Linked DNA regions of Homo sapiens: region 1 is linked to region 2. Evidence: chromatin contacts called from ENCODE Hi-C or POLR2A ChIA-PET data. All regions are on one chromosome and are shown on one strand. Each heading gives the region's core, a stretch centred on a gene start or an enhancer-like site at or near the end of the contact. The rest is flanking DNA. Distances are from core to core; before and after follow the strand shown.

Region 1 (2,801 bases), core at 13-2,512, 120 kb after region 2:
AGCACATAGCAAATGAGTAATAATGGTTGCTTTCCTTTCTTCCTCTGACACTAGTGTCTGCACCATCCACTGGGCACTGTGGGTCAAGCCACACTGAGCCGCACTGGCCAGACCCTACCTGGACTCATAGGCGAGAGGCTACAGTGATGGGGACAAGGGAACCTGGTACTGCCAGGGCCCAAGCCCCACGCCCGGTGCCAGGTGGCTGAGGATCTCCCCAGGCCTGGCACGGGTGCTCAGGCTTGGGGCGCTGATTTGTCTCCCCTGCCCAGACATGTAAAGGGCCACTTAAGGAGGTCGAGGGGTGGAGTCCAGGGCCCTGAGCCAAATCTCTGCCCAGGCTGTAGCCCTCAAGTCATGGGAAAATCTGCTTCTGGGGTGGAGGCTGGTCTTGGAATGGCAGGTAAGGAGCAGGACAGGATGGGGAGGACCACCTCGCAGACCTCACTCTCACCACCAGGTATACACACACTTGTGACTTGCTTGCCCCCTCAGTGGGTGAGCAGTTTCTTCAAGCCCTTGAAACGCCAAGGTCTTGTCACAGTTTTCTCCCGGGGCAAAGGGGCTACTTTCCCCTACACTAAAGAGAGCCCTCTCCGAACAATTTATTCTTTGCCAGAGATACTGGGCTCTGTGCAGGCTCCTAGAGGGAGCTTTCTCTACCGATCAAGAAGCATCTGCTTCCCTTATTCACTTAGCAAAAATTTCTTCTTTTTTTTTTTTTTTTTTTTTTTTTTTTTTTTTTTTTTTTTGCGGCGGAGTCTCACTCTGTCTCCCAGGCTGGAGTACAGTAGTATGATCGGCTCACCACAACCTCTGCCTCCCAGATTCAAGCCATTCTCCTGCCTCAGCCTCCCGAGTAGCTGGGATTACAGGCGCCTGCCACCATGCCCGGCTAATTTTTATATTTTGAGTAGAGACGGGGTTTCAGCATGTTGGCCAGGCTGGTCTTGAACTCCTGACCTCGTGATCCACCCGCCTCAGCCTCCCAAAGTGCTAAAATTACAGTCGTGAGCCACCGCGCCTGGCCCCAGAGATGGCTTTCTGTCCTGAGCAAGAAGGAAATATTCTGGAAGTTATACTTTCCAATGCTTTCCTCCCCACCAACCGGACAAAAGGCCAGGGGCCCACTCCAGCTGCCCTAGGGAATCCCCCAACATCTCACCTCTCCTTAGCTCCTCTGGGCTTCTGCAGTGACATCAGTGTGACTTCAGCACTGCGCTTTTTGAGCTAGCGGCTCTGCTCCGCTGCCCTCGGGCCCCACTTCCTCTAAATTCCCCGTTCCTCTCCCCGTGGCTCCACTTCTTCTTCGGGGCCGTGGCAGCGTTCTTCAATGTTCCCCGTGCACAGCCTGGATCCTGGCTGCCGCCTGTCCTACCTGTCCACGAGCTCCCCCTCTTTTTTTCCTCACTCTTGACTCAGAGAAACCCCACCCAATGCCTGCCAGATAGCGGAAGCTTAACAATCAGTTGTTAGATGTGCAAATAAAATACAGCCACAGATCGTTATATTGGTAACACAAACACAACATTCAGAGACCAAGAAAATGAAAAAGGGAGGTCTAGAAGGTCCTCACCTTCGTTCTTTTGTAAATAACGATGTCTTTATTATCAACAGGTCCCACCAAGGATTTTCCTGGTGTGTAAATTTATGAGGTGTCTTATAAAGGAATGACAAATGGAAAACACAGTTCATTATACACTTAACAAATTGCCTTTATTAAAAAAACAAAAACCAGGAAATCAGGATTGTCCTTGAGGAGTGAACACACCCAGGGGCCATGCCCCAAATGTTCTTTCTGTGTCAAGTGAGCCAACCCCGTCCCCTCTGTCCCATTCCCACACACACGTTTCCTCTTGCGCAGCTCAGGCACCGGGACTGGGTCCCCTCCCTAGCCCTGCCGGGAAGGAGAAAAGAAAGCGAGACTGAGCCCAGCCAATCAACAGTCAGCATTTCTGAAGCTCCTCCCCAAATACAAATATGCGCTCCGCCCCCGCTAGCGCCACCTGGAGGGTGAAGAGCGAAATGCGGCGACTGCACTGGGTCCTCGGCCTGGCGGAGCCGCCCACTTCGCTGGTTTTTGCAGCCGATGGAGACCCGGACTCCGCTCCGAAACCTGCTGACCGCGGTGGGGTTATTCGGAGCGGAGCCGCCGAGGGGCTGTCGAGCGCTTTTGAATCTGTTTACTTGAAATGACTTTCCCCACAACTTTCCCTGATTTCTATTCCCACTTGACCAAAAGAATGAGTTTGATGTGGAAAAGTGGCCAGAAAAGTGGCAATAGTGGTGTTAGGTGCTCAATGGCATCTCTTTGGGCTCAGCCTCCATTAAGCAAAGTAGATGCCTGGGGTGGGGAGGTGGCACCCTTTTTCCGGATCCCCAGTCAGTGGGGCAGGGGCTTCGGACACTGTCCCCACAGCTGGACTAGTGGCCCAGAGATCCTAGAAGGGACCCAGCCTTCCCGCGCTGCACCCAGACCTCCGGGGTGTGACCGCCAAGCTGTCCTGGCTCCCCTGCTCAGTGGCCTGATGGGGGTCTCAGTCCCGCACTCCCTCGTGGGGTCGGGGCACTAAAACAATCATTTTTTCAGGCCATGCTCCTTGATCCTAATTTAAAAGGCGGCCTGGCCGGACGCGGTGGCTCATATCTGTAGCTCCAGCACAGAGTTGGAGGCCAAGGCAGGCGGATCACCTGAGATAAGGAGTTTGAGGCCAGCCTGGCCAACATGGTGAGACCCCCGTCTCTACTAAAAATACAAAAATCACCCGGGTGTGGTGGCACGTGCCCGTAGTCCCAGCTAC
Region 2 (2,891 bases), core at 325-2,824:
AATTGAATGCAGTGATATCTTTAATATTGAAATATAGCAGGTGGCCGGGAATGGTGGCTCACACCTGTAATCCTAGCATTTTGGGAGGTGGAGGTGGGAGGATACCTGAACTCAGGAGTTCAAGACCAGCCTAGGCAACATAGTGAGACCTTGTCTCTATTATTTATTAAAAATTAAAAAATATATATATAGCAGGTAACTGTATTAGTTCTGAAAGCAATGTGAAAATGTCTTTATCTTCTTTTGGAAATAGATTGCTAATAATAATACATTAAAGAATAGCCCATTCTATTTCCAGGACCAGAAAGCTGTTGTGCTGGATTTGGTTCTTTCATAGGGATTGTCTCCTTGTTTCAGTTGGACAATTGATATAAGAGAACTAGAGGCAAAAATATAAATTTAGGACTAAATACAAGCTAATCTCTGTGTTCACTTCGATCATTAGTCAACCTAAAACAACTGATTAATTGACTATAACTCAGCACAGCCACTAGCATTAATAGTCTTGAAAGTTTGGGACATAATTGGATATCTGTCTGAAGACAGGTAGTCAGATAAATAACTTGGAATTGACTTCTAGCCTAGAGAGGCATATTTCAATTCTAAATGTCTTACTTAGAGACATGTCACACAAAGGGAGGAATGTAGAACAATAAGCATAGTACTATGGCTTAAAAATCAAGAGACCAAAATCAGTTCCCTGCAAATTACTTTCCATCTCGGATCCTCTCCATTAAATGGAAAAATCATTTTTAAAAATCCCTATACAGAAATGCAGTTGGTTTAAGAAGAAAAAAAAGTGCATAGATAGATGGAGAAAGAGATCCTTCTTTAACATCTGGGTTCCTTGGCCCTCCCTGAAATATTTCCCCTTGAGCTTTTATTTGAGTGTACTATGAAACCTGCAAAACAATAAAGCCTGTGATCCCTTAATATTCACAAAGAATTGCTAAGTATAACCTCTCCAGAAACATTTTACATAATTAACTCTGTCCTTAAACGGAAGGAGAAACCAGAAGGTAGTTAGTTCCCAAGCACCTAAATATGAGAGAAGGACTTTCAGCTTCAGTTTTATGCTTTTGATAGACAAATATGAGAAGTATAATCATGCATAACTTAACAATGGGGGATGCATTCTGAGAAATGCTTTGTTAGACAATTTTGTGTTGTGTTAACATCAGAGAGTGTACTTACACAAACCTAGGTGGTTTCGCCTGCTTCATACCTAGGCCATATGGTGTAGCCTAGGCCGTATGGTGTAGCCTAGGCTATATGGTGTAGCCTAGGTTTGCAGCAGGCAAAACCATCCAAGTATGTGTAAGTACACTCTATGTATGTAGCCTCCAAGCTACAAACCTGTACAACATGGGACTGTACTAAATACTGGAGGCAACTGTTACACAAGGGTATTTATGTATCTAAACATAGAAAAGGTACAGTAAAAATACAGTATTATAATCTGTTATAATGTATGTGGTTTGTCATTGACCTAAACATCATTGTGTGGCACATGACTGTACTTCTTCCAGTTTAAAAGAGGAAGTGAGAAATTTTCCAGTTTAAGTATTTAGCAATAGTCATGTGGTTCCAGATGCAAGACAGAACCCTTTTGTAGCTGAACCTGGTAGGGAGGGAGAGGGGTTGAAGAATGGCTGGAAGGCAAGATACCTGGCACCTTTTTGAGAAGCTTGAATTCATTCCTTCAGGACTTTCACAAGAAGGAGAAATGGACCTGAGTCTAGAAAACCTGCAGCTAAAGACAAGTTACCAAAAATGCTAACCTTGAAGTTTAAATTTGGATTAGGGGTTATCAAAGACAACATTCTAATTAGGGTATAGGTGTAAAATTTGGATTTGTTGTTCAGATTCTAGTAGAGAATTAATCAAAGTTTGTTCCAGAGTCTTTATTTTTGAACGTGGTATTTAACAGTCTGTTCTGGTTAAAAGTTTACAAACTAAGTCTGAGGGAAACCAGTGAGCTCTAACCAAATCTCAGGAACAGCATGCACCTCGATGTTGTGACCTTTGTAATATACAATGAATGCCAGACACCTAGTAATCTTGTACGTAAAATGTAGAGAAATTCACTAAGGGGCAGAATTTAAATTCTTATGTACTAAAACTACAAAGCAAAAGCCACCAAAGTTACGTCCTGCAGTAGTGTGCTTATAATCAGTTGCATCTCTGGTACCCACAGCTCAGTGGCCCTGTGGCTTTGTGAGGGAGAACCTCTTGCTGAATTTACTTAGGCTTGAAGTATCGATTTCTACCCCCCTCCCCAAGGGTTCCCCCCCTCCATGGGTCCCCACCTCCCCATGGGCCTCCCCTTCCCCATGGGTCCCCCCCCTCCCCATGGGTCCGTCTGTGCTTACCGCGAATGATGATTGGTCCCTTTGCTCTTACCATGCTTATCGTCGTTTCCCTTGTTTCCCCTAGTTGGTCATTATTAATATAAGGTAAATGTCTTTTCTTTCAGTCCTCCTCGCCCTCTGACTAATATGAATGACACCATGGTTAGCCACATGTCCTCTGGAGTGCCCACTCCCACCAAGAGGTACGTATGTCTTGTGCCTTCGACTTGGGTGTTGGCCTCTGCTACTGATTTGCGATGCCCCTGCCAGAAATGAGGCCTGAAAAGCAGGTTGTTCCACAGGGCAGAAAGGACTGGTTTGCTTTCTCTTCCTTTGACCGTCTTTTAGTCTTAATTTCTACTTTTTATTTTCCTTTTTTCCCCCACCGACTCACAAATATAGCAACTGAAGTTTGGCTTTCAGTGGTGCCTCAGGTGGAAACTTCATTTGTGACAAGCAGTGGTGGCAGTGTCAGAGCAGATTAGGCACGTTTCAGATCCGTTTTTTTAACCTTAAACAATATTTTGGTAGTCGTGAGTT

The links. Hi-C counts contacts between places; a loop is a spot of excess contacts on that map. ChIA-PET counts read pairs that join two places held with the same protein, here RNA polymerase II (POLR2A). Pooled maps may share reads with other maps.
Region 1: a map of B cell shows a loop between it and region 2 (13-fold over the local background). The contact joins two enhancer-like sites. A Hi-C loop is called at or near these places in 1 of 168 maps with a recorded cell type or tissue (B cell), 1 of 37 single-sample maps with no recorded cell type and 6 of 50 pooled maps. POLR2A ChIA-PET finds 5 or more read pairs at or near these places in 4 of 52 experiments (AG04450, GM12878, IMR-90 and 1 more).

What each region holds. Positions count from the first base shown.
Region 1 is chr2:25,361,317-25,364,117 of GRCh38, reverse strand. No RefSeq gene overlaps it. Among named protein-coding and RNA genes, the nearest start is that of DNMT3A, 21 kb to the right of the region's middle. RefSeq lists enhancers at 1,376-1,425, 1,476-1,575, 1,846-1,925. Within about 2 kb of position 1,262, at least 29 of the 41 ENCODE cell types and tissues checked have a DNase peak (open chromatin) inside an H3K27ac peak, as active enhancers do.
Region 2 is chr2:25,482,459-25,485,349 of GRCh38, reverse strand. DTNB (dystrobrevin beta) reads left to right here. Exons shown (of 21, transcript NM_021907.5): 10 at 2,477-2,554. Among named protein-coding and RNA genes, the nearest start is that of DTNB-AS1, 63 kb to the right of the region's middle. Within about 2 kb of position 1,574, at least 2 of the 41 ENCODE cell types and tissues checked have a DNase peak (open chromatin) inside an H3K27ac peak, as active enhancers do.